3 separate regions of the Homo sapiens genome follow, and regions 1 and 3 are each linked to region 2. Evidence: chromatin loops called from intact Hi-C (ENCODE). Cell type or tissue: gastrocnemius medialis. All regions are shown on one strand.

Evidence for each region. Hi-C counts contacts between places; a loop is a spot of excess contacts. Peaks named below come from ENCODE experiments on the same cell type or tissue, not always from the same donor. Only the 100,000 strongest peaks of a DNase experiment are listed, where the experiment ranks them.
Region 1: a loop joins it to region 2, with 5 times the contacts of the local background. A loop is called at or near these places in 3 of 110 quality-filtered maps.
Region 3: it touches region 2 in a loop (2.6-fold over the local background); 18 of 110 quality-filtered maps call a loop at or near these places.

What each region holds. Positions count from the first base shown.
Region 1 is chr6:162,969,328-162,977,327 of GRCh38, forward strand. All of the region lies in intron 2 of PACRG (parkin coregulated), which reads left to right. Among named protein-coding and RNA genes, the nearest start is that of PACRG-AS2, 81 kb to the right of the region's middle. In gastrocnemius medialis, no CTCF peak of the experiment used is centred here; DNase peaks (open chromatin) are centred at 3,934, 4,854 and 5,574; H3K4me3 peaks cover 895 bases; H3K27ac peaks cover 4,049 bases.
Region 2 is chr6:163,401,476-163,409,475 of GRCh38, forward strand. No RefSeq gene overlaps it. Among named protein-coding and RNA genes, the nearest start is that of CAHM, 8.5 kb to the right of the region's middle. RefSeq lists enhancers at 4,210-4,279, 4,290-4,469, 4,700-4,889. In gastrocnemius medialis, no CTCF peak of the experiment used is centred here; DNase peaks (open chromatin) are centred at 877, 3,362, 3,606 and 4,536; H3K4me3 peaks cover 1,189 bases; H3K27ac peaks cover 3,509 bases.
Region 3 is chr6:163,258,587-163,266,586 of GRCh38, forward strand. All of the region lies in intron 4 of PACRG (parkin coregulated), which reads left to right. Among named protein-coding and RNA genes, the nearest start is that of PACRG-AS1, 62 kb to the right of the region's middle. In gastrocnemius medialis, no CTCF peak of the experiment used is centred here; DNase peaks (open chromatin) are centred at 4,805 and 5,928; H3K4me3 peaks cover 1,278 bases; H3K27ac peaks cover 3,470 bases.

The DNA.
Region 1 (8,000 bases), 430 kb before region 2:
ATCATCTCCAAACATACATCAAATTCCTGCCCTCTCTCTCTCCTGTCCACTGCTACCCCATCATCTCTTCTGTCCATTGCTACCCCATCATCTCTTGCCTGAAATACTACAACCAACCCCCTTGTCGCTCCACTGTCTCTCTTGCCACCCATCTCCCCCCACTATTCCATAGCCACAAGAAGCAAAAGTGACCTTCAAATGTCACTCAGATTGTATCACTCCACTGCAAGGACTTACCATTGCACTTATTTTAAAACCCTAATCTCTCTTCCTGGCCCCTGTCTGCCCCTTGCTCCCAAGTTCTGTCCATTTTGATATTCTTTCCTTTCCTTAAAACCCTGACTGTTTCCTCCTGGAGGGCCTCGGCATGGTGTGGTTTGCTCTTTCCCGTGACTTAGGTCTCAGCTTAAATGTCACTATCTTCAAGACGTTCTACTTGACTCCTTTTGTAAAGTTGGCTGAGACCATTTCCCTCCCTGCTTTATCCTCTCAGTTGTAATTTATTATGATGAGTGTTATTCATGTAGCAGAAAGTATCTCCTTTCATGCATTTGCCGCCAATTGCCACTGTTTATCTGCATGTTTGTTGCATGTGAGCTCTCTGAGCACAGGAAGCTGGCTTACACACAGCACCTTGGAGTAAATGAATGAATGGTCGAATGAAAAGTGCTGATAGGCCGGGTGCAGTAGAGGTTCATGCCTAGCACATTTCTATAAAATCAGTTGGACGTGAAGTTTGACAGTGGCTTTTTCACTCTGTCTGCTGCCATGACATGCAAATAGTGCCTTCTCATGTGAGTTGCATTGTTGGTGAAATGGGCCTCGGTTTCTTCACCTGAAGCAAAAGAAATGAGAGCAGATAATCACCAAAATTCCAGCTCTAAAATCCCCCAGGCTGTGCAGATGCCACCTATCCCCAGAAATGGCTTGAAATGCCACGTGGAGCTAAGGAGTCTCTTCCTGAAGGAAAGAATGAGCACAGTCTGAGGAGGGTGTCTGGGGAGCGCATCGATTTCGGAGCTGCTGTGGGAATATACTTAGGTTCTACTGGAGAGCTCATCTTGCAGAAGCTGACTGCATTGAACGTGCCGGGGACCACCTGGTCCCCCTCTTCTCGTTTGGCAAGAATCCCGGCTATCGATGAAGAAACCAGCTGCTTTCCTATGTAGTGAACAAGCACAATAATGTTTATACAGTTTCCCAGCCTCTCTTCCCCCACCCACTTTCACCCTTCCTCACCCAAGAATAATCGTGCCAAATAGATATCAGATTAAGAAAATGCTTCTCATTAGTTGTCTGCTCAAAACAACTTTGGAAGCAATCCTAGAACATCCCGTTGTATCTTCACAGCCCTTTATCTCTTGAAAGTTGTTGAGAGAGCTAAATTAAAGTTGCCTACCATTAATCCTTGCTCTCAACACTGTAAATCAAAGGAATGAAATACTTCTCATCACAATTCAGATCCCAAACAGGTAAAAATTACAACATAAAGCAAAATCTAATACTGGCATTGCCCCTGTCACCTGAGCCACGTATCCTGACTGAAGTAATCAGCAAGGGGCAGGCTTGTACTGCAACTCAACAATTGTTTCAGTGGCCATGGGTTGTGTAAATACATTCCATTTTTAACGTCCCCATACTAAAAACGAGATGTGGTCATCTTCACTTGGTTCTTAAAACGGATAGGTTAGATCCAGTCTCCACAGCTGTTTTGCAATTTCACGTTATAGTGACAGCTTCCATAATACAAATTCAGATTGTAAAGACTGACCTCTCTTCACTGTCACAGAGCATTCTGGGTGAAGGCTTTTTATCTGCAAGTTGCACTTGACAAGCGTTTTAGAGAGGGAAGGTAGCAAAATAAAGAATCAGACAACGAGTCAAAGGAGCTAAGCTCTGTTCCGAGAGGCCCTGATATTGATTTGTGGAGCCTTGTGTCATTTTCTCTATCTGGGCTCCAGTTCTTCCATTTACAAAATATGGATCATGGACCATATTGTCAACCTGTGTAATCCACGAAGTCAGTTTTTATAGATATAGAGCCAGCACTGATCAAATGTGTCAGCCTCTTACAACCACAGCGGCATTATGAAGATCTGTAAGTGAGCACTTACGGAGCTTCCTAAACACCTTGGGAGGAAACCAGTCAGTGTCTGAACACAAAGAATTTATCTACAACATAAAACAAAAACCACTGCAGAGTCAGAGATCCCAGTGCCCTCATCATCGCCTCTTCTAGGATTACACAGTCACGGAACGTGTGCATCCGCCTCCAGAATCGCTCCCCAAATTCCATGGGGTAAATATTTTACTAGAAAATGTGAGTCAAAAGGAAAGCAACCTGTCTCTAAAGTAAATCTTATGGAATAAGGTTTTTAATATTGTGAAAAACACAAACTAACCATTCTTTCCTAACAAATACCCCTAGGGATGGGGGAAGCACAAGGATCTCTGCGATCAAGCCCTGCCGGGCCGCAGCTTTCATTAGGTTGCAGAGGCAGCTCTTCCTTTCCCTGAGTGTTCCTGCATCCTTGAGGCCCCTATAAAGAGGACTCAGCGTCTGTTTGGCACCGCCTGTTCTCCTCCTTCCTTGTGTCTCTTCGTCCACTCTGTCACCACGGCGCTCGCAGTTTTCTCAGGAGACACCTGGATCTCAGGCTCTAAGGCCTGTCTCACTCTGTGACGCATGTGGTCATGAGCACTCTGACCTCCGCATGAGGATGGTCAGATGGCAGAGGGCAGAACACTGGGTCAGAGATCTGAAACCCAGCATGCAGCCCTACCTCTGCCTGTCACAGGTTTTAAGACTTTGGCGAGTCTCAAATCTTCAAGACCTGGCTTCCCTTATCTATAAGACAAAGAGATCGGCTTGAGTGATGTTTGAGATGTTTTCCACCCTGCAGTGATTCATTATAAAATAATAGACATCCTCTGACTCCTATGGACCAGTCAAGGATTGAAGCTTCTTAAGGCCAGTTATTCCTCTGCCATCTGACTCGCACATGTAGCAGTCTCTAAAGATTGCCTACTTCAGTCATCTGATTGCGTCTGTTTCACAGATTCTTCTGGAATTTTTCTTCTTTCAGTTGGCTTTTTTTTATCGTGGTCAAAACCCCCATAGTCGACTATGATCTAAATAAGCAGTGCCCTCTCTATTAAGAACAGTGTTGAATTACCTATTCTTGCAACCACATTGACCGAGCTTCATCTCTGTTATAAATCATAACCTGAACAGACAATCTCAGTGCATCCCGGCACCTGCAGATTGGATATATCAGTAGAAGTTCCCTCATCCCCCAGTTCCACATGCACAGCACTCATTGAAGTGAAAGCATGAGTCTCCCATATTGAAAGACGAGAAGATCCCATAACACATCTGTGAATCTGGACATCTCAAGCTGCCTTTCAATGGATTTTAGACTGTGATCATACGGAGGGCTGAAGAATTGTCTGCTCTACGTCTTCCACAGTGTACTGGTCTTGTATGTCTAACACCCTATAAGAGTAAACAATGTGCTCTGATAGATGAGAATTCTAAAAAAATGATATCTTCTATAATGATTCTTTAGATTTAAATGTTCATTATGGCATTTAGGAATCCCTGTTATAAAGCAGGTTTTAAAAATGTTTTATCCACCATGTCATACTTTTGAAGAAGCTATGATCTCAGGAATAAGAGATAGGTTACAAGAGTTCTCTATCATGGAGAAACTTACTTTTAAAACTGTAACATCAGTAAAGAAAAAAATGTAGAACATGGACAACTAAGCTTTGTTCCTAGTACGGTAAAGTGATGCTGATGTTGGTGATTGCTATGGATTTTGAGTGGGACTTAGTTGAAACACAGCATAAGTCCAACATCAGTCCTCAACTTGGCCCCAGCACTGACCAGTCATGAGGCAGCAGAGGAGTCACTGCCCCTCTCTGGCCTCAGTCCCTTGTCTGTAAAATTAGTAAAAGGCGGTTTGCCCTAACCAGTTCACACTGCTGACTTGAAAGCCAGACGATGTGAAAGTCTGTTGCAAGTGTAATGCGATCTTTCCATCTAATGCGAGGCCTGGCTCCATTTCATGCATGATCACCTTCAGCTGTGACTGCAGCCCTTGCTGGTAGGACCTCTCTCAGGGACTCCCACTCACCCCTAACCTTTAGCACTGAATGTCAGGTTGGTGACTCCCACTCTTGCTCTGTAGCAAGCAAGGCAATTCTTTTACTTAAATGTCATTTTGTCTTTAAAGTTCTAAGTCTTCTTTTTTGAGATTCCCTTCTACCAGTTTTTTCTCCCCAAATTAGATATTCCACAATTTTCAACCTTTTTTGAGCTTATTCAGCATATTTATGTTGTACTAAGTCATTGTTTCAATAAAGAAGAACTAAAAAAGTGCTAGAAATAAATTGTCCTGCTTTGCATAAAACCTTAAGAGTAGTGTGTGTGTATGTGTGTGTGTGTGTATGCGTGCGCACGCTATTACAGAGATAGATCTTTTGCAGAATAATAAAAATAACTATGGGGGTCCTATTATTTAGACAGAAGGGGTTAAATGAACCCTACAAGCTTCTTACTGTCAGGAGAGAATAGATTTCAGAAAAAATAAAGACAAGGAAACAAGCCCCAAAGCTATAAATTTACCCACAGTGTTTAAACACTCCTTTGTGATTATTTTCTAAATTTTCTCAGGTACCCTTTTTCATTTGAAATGTTAGTGGAAAGTTCTGGAGAAGAATTTATTGCAAGTAACGTAATAATTATAAAATAGAAGAAAAGGGCCCTGCTGACTTGCCAGAGCTTGAAGCAAAAGAGAAAGTTGCCTGCATTGACGGGGCTCGCTCAAGTATTTCAGTTTCAACACAGCTGTCCTTTCTCATTGCAGATGGAGGGCGGCTGCCACCATATGCCACCTCTGTAATAAACAAAAGTAGTGCAACAATATAATTAATAGCAAGCCATTTTCATTTTTAAAATTCCAAAAAGGAATATGCTTTTCACGAAAATTCAAGATGTAATGCCCAAGTAAATTGGGCAAAATACAGCAATGTATCAATGAGATTCCACTTTAAGAAAGCCAATATACAAAATATTGTACTTGAAAGTTAACATTACTGTCATCACAAATTACTTGCTTATATTTCTTTATAGTACTTTAAGAATTGTAGTCTCACCTACTTCATTCAAAATGACTCATCCTGTAACCAGTCTTTTCCTGGGATCTGTTGTATCTCCATTATATACCACTGAAAATATTTACTAAATAGGTTCCCCAAATAAAAATATGATTTGTTACATAGAATTTTCTGCCTTTTTCCTGTTTCCTATTGACATGCATTGTTTCCTTAAATAATGATGATGATATTAATAATTGCTAACACATATCATGCTTAGTGTATTGTTAAGAGCTTTATATTTAATCATGAATAATCTTATCCGGGAGATATTATTATCTCCACGTTACAGATGATAAAACTGAATCATAGAAAGATTCGTCACTTGCCTTTCTTATAACTCGTTAGTGATGAGTGGGGCTTGAACCTGGCAATCCTTCTCCAAATCCGTGGTCTGAGTCACTGTCCTGTGAATTAGGGCTCAGTAGCAATGGCTCTTTTGCCACGGCTTGCTATGATTGACTCTTACAGCAGTGAGCTCTCTCTACAGTACTCAAGATCTGACTGTGGTACTCCATCTGACTTTTCTGACTTTTGCTGAGAACTTTATGGAAAATATGTGAATGTGGAGGAATTTCAAGAGAATCCCTGCAATAATCTGAGCTTGTTTTGTTGTGTTCTCTCTGCCTTCTTGTCTGGACAATGCCTACCAAGGTATCCAGACAGGAAGTCCATGTTGGCTGAGAGGCTGAAAATACATAAGCCAATAGATGGTAACTCAAGCTGTGCAAGGGACCCAGCCACCGTCATGTAAATTGCTACCATGATCTAAGCTTAATTATCATAGACAGTACTAATTAAAAGACAATATTGTAAATATAAACTGGCCCTGATATATGGCAAATGATTAGTATGTATTACAACTTGCTAAATCAAAAACATGTCTTAAAATACAAGATAGTATTGCAATAAGTACTAGAGAATGCGACAAGAAAATTAATCATCTGCTCTTTACCACAAATTCCTTGTACAGGATATCTGCTCTTTGTGTTTTGTTTCACACTTTAATGCAATAAAGTGTTTACAAAGCATAAAGCACTCTGTTCATTTGTCATGTTTTACTTTAGCTTTTCCATTTTTTTCTCTCTACAACACTTTTCACTGAAGATAAGTTTGCTGACATATGGCATAATCATTTTTTCTCTTAGTTACCCAATTCTGCTTCACAACTTTAATTTTTATATCTATTCGAAATTAGTTTTAATTACCTCAACACTTTAAATTGATTTAGCTCTGGTTTTAGAAAAAAATTCAAATAAAATCTTTAGCAGGTCCTTCTTCTCTCCCTCCCTTCTTCTCTCCCTTTTCTCCCTTTTTCCTTCTTGCCTTCCTTCCTCCCTTCCTCCCTCTCTCCCTCCCTCCCTTCCTTCCACAAATACTGCTCAAGTCCTACCATACCGAGTACTGCACTGTAAATACAAAGATGAAAAGTTACAAACCTGCCCCCTCGGAATTTGCACATCCAGTGAGGCGATTGACAGAATGTGCTGGAAAGGGCTGGGTGTGAGACGGGATTTGAGACAAGAGCAGAAATTCATGGAGGTGGGCAGGGCAGGGAAGGCTTAGCAAAAACAAACAAACACGAAGATGAACAGAATAAAGTGTATGTTTGAGAAATCCTGAAACCCGGAGGCCGTGAGTAGTGAGAAATGGAAGCAAGAGACACCAGACAAGGCGAGAAGGGATGTTTGGCTCCAGAATAACAGAGGCACTGAGTAGCGTGTTTTAAAACTTAAATTGTAAGTTTGAGATTTAAATAGAGAAGGAAAACGATTTTGAGTTTTGACAAAATAACTTTGGAAACCATTCAAAGAGTGGACTGCAGCTGAATGATGCTGGCAGGTGTGGAACAGTCTAGCCATTATGAGGGCCGAACGAAGTGACCCTATCATGGATGGAAAGGTGGGAGGGAGATAGAAATCTTTAACTAACAGGACTGGATAAAGGACTGGAGTTGAGGGGGGAAGAAAGGTAGTTGCTGATACCCTCCAGGTTCTTATAATGAATGAGTTGGAGGCAGTGCTGTCAAGAGACACAGGAGGAACAGCAGGCTGTACAGAAAGATAATAAGATAACTCTGGTGTATAGATGTAGAGATGGAACAGCAGTGTGGTATCCAGATTAAGTATTCAAGTCATAGCCACTGAAATTTGGAACGAGGTACATATGCCTGGTTTCATTTTTATCGTTTAACTTCTTTTAGAGAATCTAACTAATGTAATAAATATCTATAAAACAATATTTTCTTATAGAAATATACTATCACACACACAATGGATGACAAATATTGAAAAGAAGAAAAATTATTTTGTTATATAATTATGTCACACAACAACAAAATCAAGATATTCTAAATTCTAAATACTATTATTAGAAGTATCAAATAAAAATGAAAGTAGGGTGCATGAATATAAAAAAATACGCAAAATGAAAGTGGTTTTCTTTATAGTATTGATAACCAATTGGAAATGAAAACAGGGTAAAATACCACAAAAATAACAACACTGTACAAGTCCTAAGAAAAATATAGCGAGAAACTTGCAGGACTTGAGTAAATGAGAAATATTTGTTAAGTAAGAACAAATATAATGGTATTGCAGGTTAATAAATTGTTTATTATATAAATATTTAAAATTTTGTACAGCTAAAAATACTTTAAATATAGATATGAGTTGAAGGATAGACTCAAAGAAAATATTTGTAAACATTTGATAAATAATATCACTAACATACAAATAGCTCCTTTATAATGACAATAAAAAGATCCATAGCGTAAATACAAATGGAAAAGTCTTAACAGGTAATAGATAAATGAATATAAATTGTCATGTAAAAGTCCT
Region 2 (8,000 bases):
ACCAAGAGGTCTCCATGATGGACCCTGGTGGCAAACTGAAGGTCAAAACAAGTAGCCTAAAGCCCAAGGGAGAGGCCTTTGTAGGGGAGAAGGAGAAGTGTCTTCTTTGTTAAAGGGTCAGGGATTGGGCCTGGACCCAAGAGCTAGGCACAGCTCGGTAACAGCAAACGTGCGCAGACCAACCTCTAGCTACACAAAAGATGAATAAGAATGCTTCGGAAATATTCAAAGCAGTTGACCCAGGTCTCCATTGAAACATAAATGAGGTCAAGCTCTGGGAACCACTGCTGGTAGTTTTTTCAGATTCTTTAGCAACCTTGTAATTTTCCCAATGTCGGTAATTTTTAAAACTCTTTGACCTTTCTATAACCAAAACTCCTATGTCCTTTTTCTAATTTGTGTTTGTTTTGGAGGCAGCAGGGATGAGGAGAGATTGGGGAAGCTGTGCCTGGCTCTGCAGTGGGCCCTGGAAGAGGCTGGCAGAGACACTGGGTGCAGTAGGCACCTCCATGCTGGGGGCTGGCCGAGGAGAAAAGAGACAGGTGGGAGGGGGCTGGGTGGATGGCAGCTCCCTGGAGACGCCATAGGACACAGGGGATGGACACAGTTCTTTTTAGACTCCCAGCACTTCACTCTTAGCCCCAAGGAGGATCTGTGTCATATAGAAATTCGTGGTAGCATTAGGGAGAAGCCGCGCACTTACCTCTTTATCACAAGTGCAGTTTAAATTAAATTAGGAAGGAGAGACTACAAGCTTTGCAAAGCTCCCTTGTAAGAATCTGGGGATCAGAGACACTTGACAGCTGAAATCACCTGAGGCTTGTTATTGCCAAGGGTGAGCACGGGTTCCTGAAATAGTTGGTTGAAACTGCTGGGCCCAGGAAGCTTCTGGTTACCGTGCAGGTCAGGCCCAGGTAGAGCAAACGGTGAAGTTCACTTAGTAGGAAGGTTTCTCCCCAGCTCTGGGGCTTCCTGTTGATTCTTAAAGGGGAAAAATATATGGTGAATGACAAAGATTTTTAGTTTTGTGATGTCGACCAGTAATTTAATTCAATTCCAATAAGAAATAAATAACAGATCCAAGGACCCTCTTATTTTGAAATGTTTTCTAATATTTTCCAGTGGTTAGCATTACTCAGAACCAGGGTATTTTCTTTAACAATTCAGATCTTGCAAATGATTTCAAATGGGGCACAGAATCTGAAGCTGCCTGGCACCAACACGAACTCTAGGACATAAAGGAGGGCTGGACCTGCCTGACACTATGGGGTGGAAAAACAAGCTAGACCTTGAGCCGGCAGGGCAAGAACTGGTGCACAGGCCATGAAATACTGTGTGCGTGTGTGCGTGTGTGTGTGTATGCGTGTGTGTGTGTGTATGCGTATGTGTGTGTGTTTAGAAAACTTTTGAAAAGCAAAACTGCTTTTAGGTTCACTTTCCAGCAAAGGAGAATTTTTTTTTGGTGGGGGGGAAGGGAGGACAATTTCCTTTATCGAAATTTTTTCCTTTGCTCTCTTTTTCCTCATGTAATCCCTATTTCCTTTCTTGAATGAATGCTGTAAAGATAAAGTTGAGACTATGGAATACAATGTCAAATGAAGGGTAAATAACAATGAGAAATTGTATGTTAGCAATATTTTTTTTTTTGAGATGAGGCCTCGCTCTGTTGCTCAGGCTAGAGTGCAGTGGCGTGATCTCGGCTCACTGCAGCCACCACCTACTTGGTTCAAACGATTCTCCTGTCTTAGCTTCCTGAGCAGCTGTGATTACAGGCACCCGCCACCCACGCCCAGCTAATTTTTGTATTTGTAGTAGAGATGGGTTTTGCCATGTTGGCCAGGCTGGTCTCGAACTCCTGACCTCAAGTGATCCACCTGCCTTGGCCTCCCAAAGGGCTGGGATTACAGGTGTGAACCATCACGCCCAGCCGGTAAGTTGGCAATTTTTTAAAAAGCTGTATTAAGATGCTAGGAAAGTCTTACATCCAGGAAGTTCGACAGTAGACATCAAGAACAAGGTTATGGGGTGTTCATGTTGCACTCATATGCATATGTTATATTATACATAAGAAATTCTATCACATCACACCAGCAGGTTTCAAGTTTAGCGTAACTCAGGGCCCCTCAGAAACTCTGCATGGAGAGGCTGTGGGGAGGATGGGAAAGGACCCACAGACCACGATGAGGACAGAGAGAATGGGAGAGGGCTGAGGCAGGAGCTGCTGAACTTGAGGCTTGAGGCGGGGGAAGCACGAAGAGGGAAGGCTTTGTGCTGAATTCAGATTTGTGTGGCTTACTAAGTGAACGGCAGCTCAGTGCTGTGATGGTGATCTTGCTTCGGAGAAATCTGGTGTGAAAACAGATCATCTAAGTTTTTGCTGTGGTCTCTGGCATTACCTTTACTTAGTGCATTATCACTGCACACAAGGTACACAATAAGTCACTTTTGTAAAAATAGATTTCAAGAGGAAAATTCTTACCAAGTTCCTTATAATGTCAGGGATTCAATTATAGTTCAGACTGAAGCACGTCCCCAGGTATCTATTGGTAATGTGTCGCCCTCTTGGTGAGCAAGAAAACATATGATGCAAATAGAAATTTTGTTCAAGATTAGTATTACAATGGGGTATGTGATTCGCGGTGAAGCAAGACTCATAATTGAATCCCAGAAAGGTTTATTTGAAAGCTTTTTCCTTTCAACTACCTTGATTTAATTGTGTGTGTCCTGGCCTTCATTTGGAGATGAGGCTCTGAAAGCCACTTTGTTACCTTGAAAACCACTGAGAGAAAGTCCTGACTCCATTGGTAAGTTTTCTGGAGGCTACAGGTGTGGCCCAGGGCTGGGAGGTGGTGACAAGACTAGGAGGTGCAGAAGTCATAATTTTAAGGACCTAATCTCGTTGAAGCGAAATTTCTAGGGGGTTACCAGGAGAGATGAAGCTGATTTCAAGGCACGTGCAGGGAAGGTAGAAGGAGCCACTGCTGTCTAGCTGCTTCCTGCATGATCTAGTAAAACAAACTTGCAGAAGCCACTAGTGAAGTACGTATATTTTTGTCTCTCCACTTTCAGATTTTAGGTGATTCAAAATAAGGGCTATGTTTTCCCATGGTATCTGATTAAAGCTTGTTGCTATTGCTTTCCAAGTATCTAGTGAAGTAAGCCAAAAGCATGGTTTGCTGAGTGGGCAGGTGGGGCAGACCCCCTTCTGGCTCCTTCACTCTCCTACACTGCTGCGGTGGCCACCTCGGGGCAGGGATTGGAGAAAGCCCTTGAGCTGGCATAATGCAGCCCAACAGTTGCTTGGACATCACAGTTTAAACCCTGGGTTAGCCCACAACTCTCTGTGCTAGAATATCATCATGGAATCTAACAGGCGTGGTGAGCTCCTGGACCTTCCGGAAGACGGGATCTCCTAAGCTCCCTCCACTAACTGCCAGGCCCACTGTTTCTAGGGCAGGCGCAGGAGGGAGGCAGCCTCTCCTTTTCCACTTGGTCCTGCAATGACACAGTGGCTTTCAACACTGGGTCTTGGTGGCGACCCCTGGCCAGCTTTAGAGCAAGTGTTGTTGCTGCTGACAATGGGGCCAGCCCAGGACTGAGGCTCCTTTTCATCAGGCTGTTTGTCCCTTTACGTCCTAGTGTCAGCAGTCCTGGGAACAGGAAACGGTTTGTGCAATAGGAAGCAGCAGAAAACTGATGACTGAATACTTTTGAGCTTTGTGGAGAAAATTTCAACGTAGAGAGATTGCACACATCCCAAAATACGTGTGTACGAACTGGAGCCCTATCCAGGCCTCCTTTTCAATTCTTAAAATGATGCTATTTATTGAAAGCTTACCATGTCCCAGGCATGCAGTGAGGCACCCATGCCATCCTAACATCCTTATGCTGCACCACCTTACCTTACAGGCAAGAAAAGAGAGGTGCAGAGAGTTTACGTTGCTTTTAGCAAGTGACAGGGTCGAGATTTGAACCTGGGACCTCTTCAGTGACTTTTCTGGATCCTCCTGCTCTGCAGCTGCCTCGGAGGACCAGCAAATTCTTCAGGAAAAATGTTTCAGGACTTTCCGTCCTTGTTTCAGGACCGTTCCTCTGCATTATCTGTGAGAAGCGTTTCTATAGTCTTGGCACATAGTTATGCTGTGGGGCTAAGGTATTATTATTTCATATTTCAGTGCAGAAGGAAGTACTTATTAAAAGGCCCCAAACCAGTTGTCTGAGCCTAGAGATGAAAGGCCTCCTTCCCGCACCGGCCTGGGTGCTGAGTGGCCCTGACGCCAGGCCAGCCTGCCACTTACAGTCTGAGACTTGTGTCTGCTCCCTCTTCCCAAACACAGAGGCAGGGCCTGGCTGGGGCCATCTGATGAAGTGCCAGTGTGCCTTCATGAAATCAGGCATGGGACTGACTGAAAAGCTGAAATCTGGTGAGCTGAGGGGGAGGAGAAGGTCAAGTCTGGCTGTCGGTCTACAGAGGTCAAGGACCTGGCACAGAGCAGGGCCTGCTGCCTCTGCCACCAACAGCCAGGCACCCAGAGAGGAACTGGAGGAGAAGGCGGCTCGCTGCTGGCAGGTCAGCTGATGGGAGAGTTTACAAGACTGTCTTTGAACTCCTCGCATGCAAGCCCTTCTTCTCCTTCCTGATTCACATTTAAGTTTGCGTTCCTGATCCCCTCACATTCTTTCTGCTCCTTTAACAGCTTCACCTGGACACAGAAAGGACAGAGGCAGGAGCAGGGCCACGTCCCTCTGTCGATCACAGCTTTAGCTTTCAGTTTCTCACGGCTGCTTAATTCCCAGCTCACACTATCAATATAGGGCACGCATTTTAAAACTGTTAAATAAAAACAGCTGCTCATTTCACTATGCCACATTTTCTTTCCAACTCAAAAGGATGCTCACTACCAATGGATACTGAGAAAAATACAGTGTCATTAATGTCAGTTAATCAAGTTGGTGGTCCTTGAAGATCTATAAAATGTAACTGTAACACATTTTACAGATTGGCTTAGACAGAATAACTAGGAAATAATAAATGCTAGCATCATCAGTATTACTTGTACAGCTCAGCAAAGGAACGCAAATGGCTACACAGGACTGGGGAAGAACAGAACAGAGATATTTCTTTGTGTGAAATACAGAGTTTATCATAAGGAGGAGAATGAATCACTTTTCATCTCTGGCAGCAACCTGTTTTTTTAACATATTATTTATGGAAAATAGAAAGCAAAACTGAAGCCTTTGGTATTTCATTGCCACTGGATAAATGTCATTTGTATAAACCTTTCTAAATTTGGATATATACCCAAAGAACCTACATGTATCTTAGACAAAAAACTATCCACTTTCATTACATTTAGTAAAAACTCATAAGCCCAGGATTAATGGACATAAAGATATGAAATAAAATAATTTTCTAAATATGCAAAGAAGCCCATACAAACAGAAGTAATAATCAAAAAGTTGTAACAGTTGGTCCAGCACAGGCATAAATGATCAGTGTCTGCCAGCCCTGATGGGGTCAGGGTGCCAGGCATCTTGCCTTTGGTTGCTGGGTTAGGGGGGTCCCGGGGCTCCGGAAGAGGGCCTGGGTAGTATGGCTCAGAGCAGTGACTGCTCACTGAGTGGTGTGGGAATCTTTCAAAATTTAAAAACTGAAAAGGCTGTACTGGTGTGTACTGCTTGAATCTCAGTGCTACAAATAATTGCTTTTAATCTTTTTTTTTTTTTTTTTGAGACAGGATCTTGCTCTGTTGCCCAGGCTGGAGTGCAGTGGTGTGAGCTCAGCTCACTGCAACCTCCATCTCCTGGGTTCAAGCCATTCTTGTGCCTCAGCTTCCCTAGTAGCTGGGATTATAGGCGTACGCCACCACACCTGGCTAATTTTTGTATTTTTTGGTAGAGATGGGGTTTCGCCATATTGGCCAGGCTGGTCTCAAACTCCTGACCTCAAGTGACCTACCTGACTCAGCCTCCCAAAGTGCTGGGATTACAGGCATGAGCCACTGTGCCCTGCCTGCTTTTAATCTTATATCTGAATAAGTAGTGAACAATTCTGATAAAATATCATTGCTATACAAACTCTTCAATGTTAAAACCAGAGGCGCTCATTTTCTAACCTGTTATAGATTCAGAGGACTATGGATTCCCTGGCCTAGTTGCCACAAATGCTGTTTCCTGCTGAGTAAGACATCGCTTACACTCCAAAATACTTTGCAAGAATCACTGAATTACATTGCAAAATATGAACACACAGCATCAAACACTACCTGTCATTGAAGGCAAAGAAATCTTTTGGATTTTCAGATGCTATGAGCAGCTTACATGGCTGCTTCCTCTCCTTAGAGTCCAAGTATGTCTCTGTGTTTTTTCCTTTTTTTCTTTTGTTCATTCAAAGAAGTAATTATTTAAAGTAGACTACTTGTAAAGCATTTTAAGAGCAGAAAGAGGAATAAGACCTGAATTCTACCTTTAAGGAATTTTTATGCTCTACTTGTAGTAAGTTTCTTCATCAAGAGCTCTAGATGAAATTTTTTAGTGCTCCACTTTCTATTAAGTTGTAGTATGTTTAAAAAAATAAGAAAGATTTGATTTTAATTCTTTGGAAATTACAAAAATGTAACATTTTCAGCCAAATGTGTTGCCTAAGGGAAATAAAAATTCTTAGTGTGTGTGTGTGTATATATATATATATATATATATATACACACACACACACACAAAGAATTTATAGTTCTTTATATATATTATATATAATATACATAATATATAATATATATCCATATTATTTATTTATTACTTATTTCAACAAGTTGTGCAAAATTGGACACCTAAAGGTTTTTATATTAATTTCTTATTGCTATTACATGACCATCCATCTGCATACAGGGTTATCCTGGGTGCAGAAATAAAATTACAACAAGGTCAATTTGCTAATCTTAGTGAGGATATTTTATTTAGAATCACAGAATTTTAAACCTTCGAATGACTTTGGAGATCACTTAGTTCAACTCGGATTCAGGGTTACTTATGCAGTGCTACACAACTTATTAGCATAGAACGAATAAGGCTTTTTATACCTAGCACAGCAATCCTTTCTCTATACACCATCAGCTAGAATACTGGAAAAAAGAGACTCAAACGCCACAGGTATTTTAATTAAAGTACAGCTCCTGAGGTACCCAAGTTTAACTTACAGAAAGGTCAACAGTGTGCCTTCCATCACTCAGGACTCCGAAGGTCTGCCTTGAATCCTGTCCTGAATTCAGTAGCTGCCACATGAGTCACATTATGTAGTTAACCCTCTCAGCCTCTGCTTCTTCAGCGGTAAAATGAGGATAATTATTAACTCAGAGTTGCTGCATACTCAGTAACTGAAGTGCCCGAAGGTTGATCGGGACTCTATAAATGTCAGTCTTTTTTTTGGTCTTTCCTTGGTCTCACTGGGAACTCAGTTAAGAACGCATTAATATACAGAAATTACTGGAAAAGTACATTTAGGCTCTAAGTTAAATTTTAGTAAAGGATAATGGCATTTGATTAAATGTCTGGGACATGAATAGTCATTCCCCTTGTTGGTAAAATGGTCACCCATATTAACTTTTAAAACTAACTCATAGACTATAAATCCAACATATCCATTTAGTATGTTAAAAAAAATCTAATCACAGATGCATCCTAAAGGGTCCCAAATCTGAAGGAAAAAAATAAAATAAAATAACAATCAACCCAATCCAGGAGAGCACCTGTGAAATTGTCTTGCAATCATAAAACCAAGCATCAGTCTGGGAGTAGATCAAAACAAAATGCATTTGTAACTCACTCTCACCTTCCTGTGATTGACAGACAGTTATTTTTTAGGTGGTTTCTGTTTAAATATGGAATGAAGGTTGGATTATATAGCACAAGGACCTGCATCCTGGCTGAGAATGTTTTTACCTCTAAAGTTTCATTTAGGGTCAAATGAGTAGAAACCTTACACTGTCAGTTACCGTTTAACCGTT
Region 3 (8,000 bases), 140 kb before region 2:
CTCTACTAAAAATACAAAAAATTAGCCGGCAATGGTGGCAGGCGCTTGTAGTCCCAGCTACTCGGGAGGCTGAGGCAGGAGAATGGCGTGAACCTGGGAGGCGGAGCTTGCAGTGAGCCGAGATGGCGCCACTGCACTCCAGCCTGGGTGACAGCGAGAATCCATCTCAAAAAAAAAAAAAAAATCAATAGTCTCATATTATAATGTTCGTAAGAACTATGACACCTTGGGAGAGGGTCTTGGAGAACTGGCTACCAACAATTTTTATTAACACTTCTGGCAAAAGCACTAGCTTTCGGTATCAACATCATTATGATAAAAATGTGTTTATGAAATGCCTCTAATAATCACTAATGCTTTGGTGTGGTTCCAAATAGTTCTTGTCCCCGAGGAACTAACAACACAAAGTTGTAGATTGTGTCAGATTTTGCAGTTCATAAATCGTCTCCACATCAATGGTCATGGGGCAGCATTATTAGACCCATTTTTACAAATGAGGAATCTGATACCTGACAAGAATAGGAATTTACATAAGGTCATTAAGCAACCAAGACAGGCACAGACAGAACTTGAACTCAGGAGTCCTGATCCCAACCCCGTGCTCCTTTCAACGTGCCACACTGACTCAACACCCAGCAACTAACAACATTCAGCAAAAGCATGAGAAGACATGATGTTCTATGCTAAGACTGGCTAATAACTGCTATGGGGAGAGATTGGAAAGGGTTCTTCTGGAATCCCCATGCTCCCCAATGCCACTTCCTAACAATTATCCCCATTCACCGTGTAGAACCCCATTGCTCCTTTAACATTCAGGCCAGTTAGTGGTATCGTCCTGTGTCCCTCTCACTTGTGTCACCTGCTGACCTCTTCAGCCACTGAACCATACTGATTCTAGCATCTGGCCCAGAAGCCTCCATCTCTGTCATCCGAGGTGACCTGGTGTCCATACGGAAGACAGCTCCGAATTCTTCCTTGACCTCTTCGGCTCCACTGGTCATTTGGGCATCACTTCAGCCATCCAGACCCACAGCCTCAGCCTCACTTTGGACCTCAGGAGGACCTCACCCCAAAATATTAAGCTCTGACATCCTTCACTCTGACTATAAGGTCTTAGCCTTCATCTCTCTACAGTACGCCTTCCCAGCTGTTCCCTCACCCAGGTCTTTCCCATGTTGCCCCATCTGTGGCCCCTTTCCTTGCCTTCTCCAGGCTGGGTCTCAGGGTTGATCGCTAGGACTATAGGAGACCTCCCATCCGCCCCGCTCCACCCCCAGAGGCTGAGGGATGAGGGGCGGGCAGTGGAGCTGATGGAGGAAGGAGAACAGGATTCTCTGAGGAGCTGCTTCAGGCTAAGGTCCGGTCCTCTGATGATGTGCTGGTTTCAGAGTTGGAAGAGGGTGTGTGCCTGTGTGTTCCTGATGTCCTGATGAGGGTGCCCCAGGACACACGAGGGCCATCCCGCCCCTCCAAGCCCCAGCCCCTGGCTTATCCTTGGTGCCTCCAGATCTCACTCCAACTCTCATCCCCCTTCCCTTCCCGATGTTTTCCCTGCAGCATCGTCCAGTCCCCAAGCACTTCCATGGAGCTCTGCTCACTGCCGTCTGGGCCACCAGCCAGCACCTCAGCAGCCCCTTCAGCGATCGCTGGCATGGGCTCTGCCTTGGTCTCTCCTGGTCTGACGCCAACCCGGCCGCTTCATTTCCTGCGAGGGGAGCTCTCTTCAGCTCCCACGTTGGTCCAAATTGGTTTGGTCTCTTCTAGACCTCAGAGCCCATACACAAAGAACAAAGGCCAGTTAGTCTCCCACTCTGCAATTATTCAAAGTTCGGGCTTTAAAACGCAGAGATTTTTCTGCTTCATCTACCCACAGCTCAGCAACTGTATTTCTACACCTATTGTTATTCTATTTCTGTTCCTAATTGCTATTGTAGAAAACCGTGCCTAGCTGAAGCTTCGGGAGTTGCCAATCCGTGGGCTCCCTTCAAATGTAAATGTGTTATGCAAATGTCTTCTGAGGCTGGGAGTGGGATCCTGTGGTCTTCCCTGGGTAGAGACAGGGAAAGAATACTGCTGGGATGGCTGAGAAACAGAAGACAATCCGCTGCCCTCGTTATTTAAACGCTCACTGTTCTGAGATGGTTTCCTGTCTCCAACTTCCTCTCCTGCTCTAGCAGCTGAATTTAAAATACTTGCTACAGAACACTGCTTCTTCTGGGCAGGGAACGCTGCTGCTTAACCCTTCCATGCTCGTTCCCTGTGGGGACACAGCGTGTTGGCCAGCTGCACCTCTCCCAGGGTCTCAGGACCATGTCTGTAAGGTAGATGCTATTCGAATCTAGGAACCTTTTTTTTTTAATATGGAAAATCACCTATCTAAATAATGCATTGTCATCGTTAGCAAAACCTTAAAGCATCAGTACTGGTGGAGACCTTGCCATTCCAAGCAGAGTTCGAATCCTTCCAAAAACAGCCACGACATCAATGCAAAAAAAATGTTGTTTTCCAGGAGTGCTAGTCCCATCGGGAGAGCTCCTTCCCTCCTCCCTCTGTCTTCCCGGCTCCCCATGTTCCTGAGCCCGGAGCTGATCTCCGCCTCTTCTGCCCTCAGCTTAGCTGCCTGTCATCATGCCAGGCAGGCACTGGATTTTCTTTTCTTTCTATTTTTTTAATTTTACTTTAAGTTCTGGGATACATGTGCAGACAGTGCAGGTTTGTTACATAGGTAGACATGTGCCATGGTGGTTTGCTGCACCTATCAACCCGTCATCTAGGTTTTAAACCCCGCATGCATTAGGTATTTATCCTAATGCTCTCCCTCCCCTTGCCCCCCACCCCCTGAGGTGCTGGATTTTCACTGTCCTGAGATTTTCACTCTCCCTCATACCCTCTTTGCTGGCCTCCCATTATCACCAGCAGCAATTTGGTCCAAAGAAAGTTCTCAGCTTCTGAATGAATGAGCCCTCAAACCCATGAGCTCCTTGACTCAGTGCTTATGCTGTGCTGAGCCAGGCACTCGCAGGACACTCGGCCCTGCTGGTCAGCCCTGCTGGCCGGGGGCTCCACATCTGTGGATTTGGCAAAATGCAGATCTGAAATACTTGGGGGGAAAATATGCCTGTACTGAACATATACAGAAATTTTTTCTTGTCATTGTTCCCTAAACAATAAAGTATAACAACTATTTACATAGCCTTACATTGTGTTAGATATGATAAGTAATATAGAGATGATTTAAAGGATACCAAAGGTTGTGCAGGGGTTATACGCAAATACTGCACCATTTAGTATCAGGGACTTGAGCATCTGTGGATTTTAGGATCACCCGGGGTCCTGGAACCAATCCCCCAGGAATACGGTGGGACAACTATATTAATTAATTAACCTTTTTTGCATTTATCAGTAGTTTCTGTGTTCAATATTGTCTATTGCTGCTATTTCCAAGATGTGGGGAAAAGGTGACCACAAATATATAGAAATGTATTCTGTGCATTCTAAAATAAATTCTAAACTATATGAAAGTAGAGGGCAAAGCAGAAAATGCTGGAAAAACGGCCCTGGCCCAAGACTTTGAGCTGTTTGTCTTTCGTTTTTCACACTGTCGTGTTACTCAGTAGTCCTGGCAGCTCTACTGTACCATTCTGAATTTCAGAGAAAGAAAGGGGAGCTAACTCTGCCCTGGAATATTATTTATGTTCTAAAGTGCTAAAAGTACTTTCAAGCGCAATTAGCTTATTTAAGAGGCAGAGATTATGTTGTTCTCTGCCTACCTCATCGGGTCACTGGGAGGATCACAGGCGGGGGAATATATATCTGTGTTTTGAGCACAGTAGGAAGAAAATCTTTGTGTAAATTCAGGTTGGCTTTATAATGATCCGGCAAGATTGGAATATCTGATCAAAGCGAATCACTCTGATCTACTCAGTTACAACATGATCTCTTTTTTTTTTTCAGATCTAATAATATATCACAAATTGACATGTGCTTGTGAGAATGATTTGTGGTTGATCTCGATGCTCAGACATGGCCATCGGCATTCCAATTATTCCCTCCCCTTTACTTAATTTCACTACAGACTTGCCCCATAGCTCATGGTTCTATAACAGTCTCTGACTTCATCACATTTTTATCAGGAAACAAATGGATCACTGGCTTGCACAAAATACAAATTTAGGCCAGGTGCAGTGGCTCACACCTGTAATCCTAGCACTTTGGGAGGCTGAGGCGGGAGGATCACTTGAGCGCAGAAGTTCAAGACTAGCCTGGGCAACATAGTGAGACCCCCCCCCCCATGTCAACTAAAAATTTAAAAAATTAGCCCAGTGTGGTGGCGCATGCCCAGGTAGTCCCAGCTACTCAGGAGGCTGAGGCGGGAGATCTCCTGAGACCAGGAGGCTGAGGCTGCAGTGAGCTATGATCACACCACTGCACTACAGCCTGGGCAACCGAACAAGACTCTCCCTCAAAAATAATAGTAATATATAAATTTGTCTGCAATTGTGAAAAATAAATAAATTTACATACTAGATCCAAGGCCCTGAGTTTTAACTTGATAACTGGGGCCAGGTATCTTACAGACCCCAGGAGGCCTTTCAAACCCGTTACTTGCGTCGTCATGCCAAGGGGCTGAGAACCCTTCCCTTCCCATCCCGAGAGCCCAGAAAGAATTCTGCAACTGTCTGTGAGCCAACTAGACTTGAACAGGCTAACTGACCTGCTACTCAGGAAAGAAACATTAGCTTGCTCACAAGAGCTTCCCTCACAGACTTGGTACAGAAGTCTAAGGATCACGTGGCGGCCGCAGCCTCTGTGTTTCTGTCCCCTGAGTCAGCACGTACAGAACACGCTGTGCGCCAAGGACCAGACCCTGCTGTGGAGAAAGCTACAGTGAAAGGTCAAGTCTGTGCAGAAATATGTGACTATTGAACACCCTCCTCTTCTCAATCACAAAAGCTCTTTATAATTCCTCCTCTGCAGGCAAAAACTGTGGGAAACTCTCACATTAGGCAGAATTTTTTTCTGACAATATCTGGAACCAAAGACCCACAGTCAGGTTAAAAATCACATTTTCATTGAAACAGTTTATGAAAAGCCTATTACCTAGCAATTTTATATTTGAATGCAATTATGTTAATGTTATTAGTACATTATGAATGGTACTAATATGATTATTGTTTCATGTGGTATTACAGGAAATTAATTCAAATGGATTTACATATTTTTTAGATAAAGGGCACTGCTAACACGGATAAATAAGAAGCCTGACGTTACTTTAAAAACAAAAGATAGCACTGAGAAAGCCAGGTTGTGACTTCATTTGTAATACTAACACACCATTTTTGTGCTTTTTTGTTGATGTAAATATTTTGCAATTTCCAAAGTGTTTTTCTTGTTGAATGCAGCAATCTGAATTAATTTCCCCAGCCTCTGCCAGTGTGCCTTTAGCCCATTTTATACTTGAGGGAGTTGAGAGTCAAGAGAAGGAAACTTGCCCCAATTTATACCCAGAATCCAGACAGTGCAAGATGCAAACTCAAATAGCTGAGAACTCAACTCCTACTGTTAGATCATCGGGGAATGTAACTTCTCACGTCGAATCATTCAGAGTTGTAATTAAGTAAGGCCGGACCTCTGGAAGCTCTCCTTCCCTGGATTTTGGTGAAAGGAAATGCTTGTTTCTGCACTGGGCAAGGCTGATTTCCATCTCACAGTACACTTTCTGCATCTCCTGCTTATCCAGAGGAGACCCCACCAGCCTCCCGAGCTCCATCGTCCCTCAGAGTCACTCCGCATCCACTGCGCACTGCTCTACACACTGCTCTGGGCTAGTCACACTGTGCTGCTGGAGACAAAAGTGTGAGCACAAAACAAGCCAGCAGCAGGGGACACTGTGTGCACTCAGCCCATGCAAACAGTAGGTGCCAGCCGAAGTCGTTCAAGGGCGACAGAGCGGTCACAGGTGTGGTTGAGAAGAGCCGCCCAGAAACAAGATCTGGGCTGGGCCTAGACAGAGATTGGTGGGGCAGCTGAGGTGAGGGGAGCTGTGGGTGCAAGGGCAGAGGGCAATTTGCAGGGTATATACACGGTGAGGGCAGAGCTTCCGCTGGTTGGAAAATAGGGGGTGAAACTGAGTTGGGGACAAACTGCAGATTACCTCTAGGCTTAGGACGGAGGAGTTGCTGCCAACTTTTAAACACCTGAAATTGATAAGGGAGAAGCTGCCTCTGCCAAAACCAATCTGGCAACTGTGCACAGAAAAACAGGTTAAGAAACGAGTCTTTCGCAAGTATGTAGGCCTGGGGTGATAAAGGCCTGAACTACCTAGGAGGGATGGCCTCTGCCCCAAGCCAAGGAACGCTATCAAATCTGATAAACTAGTAAGCTGGGAATGATAATTCTATGGTGATAGATCCTAGCAATGGATGATATGCTTTTAAGCTGAAAGTGCTTTGAGGACTAGTACTCTATCTTATTTGTCTATTTTCAGCTTGTAGTAAAGAGCCGGCTTCCACTCCTGCTGGGTGAATGAACGCATGCATGAACGAATGAATGCAGGCATGTGCGAATGAGTGGGCTCTAAAGATAGTATGTTGTAGATAATTTCCTGACTAATGATAGGGATTCCGACCCTGATAGGCTTACAGGAAGCTGCCTCTCAGTCGGTCCTGGTGTGGGTGGCTCCATCACCTGTGTGCAGGCCCCTTCTGGTCCGCATCCTTTTCCCTGGATGAGGAGGGCCTGCAGGCTGACAGTGACAGGTGTTCCTCCAGTGCCCGTCAGGAATGCCCGGGCTCCCTTCTTCTCCAGGGAAGGGGGTGGGGGGCACTCTTCGGGCCCGTGGGTATTTGTTTTAATGGAAGAAATGTGGGTAAATACAGTCTTCAAGCACAGAATGAAGTGAGGATAATATTAATTACTACCTTCGGTGATTGTTGTGAGGATTAAATGAGTTAATATATATGCATAGAGTAGTCGCTGATGTATATATAATAAGCATATAGTGTTAGCTGATGTTATTATTATTTGTTATTACTAACCAAACCAATTGTCCCACCTATTAAATTCTTAATATTTCCATTCTAGAAATAAGCTAAATAAGAGCAATTCCTTAAATTCTTTCAGCAGTACCAACTTTCCTACTTTCCCTTAAAGCCACAGTTAATTTCTAAGTAGCTAGTTGACATGTTAATGATCGAGGTTAAATATTACATCAGGATTTTATTTTAGTGATTAAAGAAAATAAACACCTAAACTTTTATATTGAGCATTTACCATAATTCCGAGTCAAAAATTAATCTAATATTTTGACTACTGTACATTTCACTTCTGCAAATAAAAATTTGACCCATAAATTTAAATGGATGTTGGTGCATCTCCAACTATTTAGCATTAAATTCATTCTGTCAACACTTTCCAATTATCTTCTCATAAGACAAATAGTAACAGACCAATTCCTAAAAAGTCATTTGTGTTTAATTGAATTAGTAGTTGTGTTTGATTGAAATATGTTAAAGCCATTATAAAAATAAATTCTTTTCACTTATTGGTGAATTTTTCTACCTATGCTGTCAAAATGGCTAGAAATATCAATTACAAACTTTGTGAATGGGAAGTGGAAATGTCCATTCTTTATTCTTTCAGAACAGATAAAAATACTGTAAAATCAGAAACCGGATTTGGATTTTAAAGACTATAGGTAAGTAATACCGGTAAATAGGATATCTCGTAAAGAGAAAATGGACTGTGGCTTAGGAATTTAATGAAATAGAGGGGAGCGGTAATTTTGAGTCCATTTAGGATTTTACTGGCTTACTGTCCAGCAAGAGGACTTAGATTAAATTATTGGTTTTCTGTGAATCTGAATTTCCTGGTCTGTGTTGTCAGGACAGGGATGGAACTTTGGGGAAATGTGTGGAACAGATGTGTGGGAGAAGCCAGATGGGGCCAGGATCTTGGGTCTAAGAGAGCTTTCTGTAAACTCTGTAGTCTCTCATGCTCAT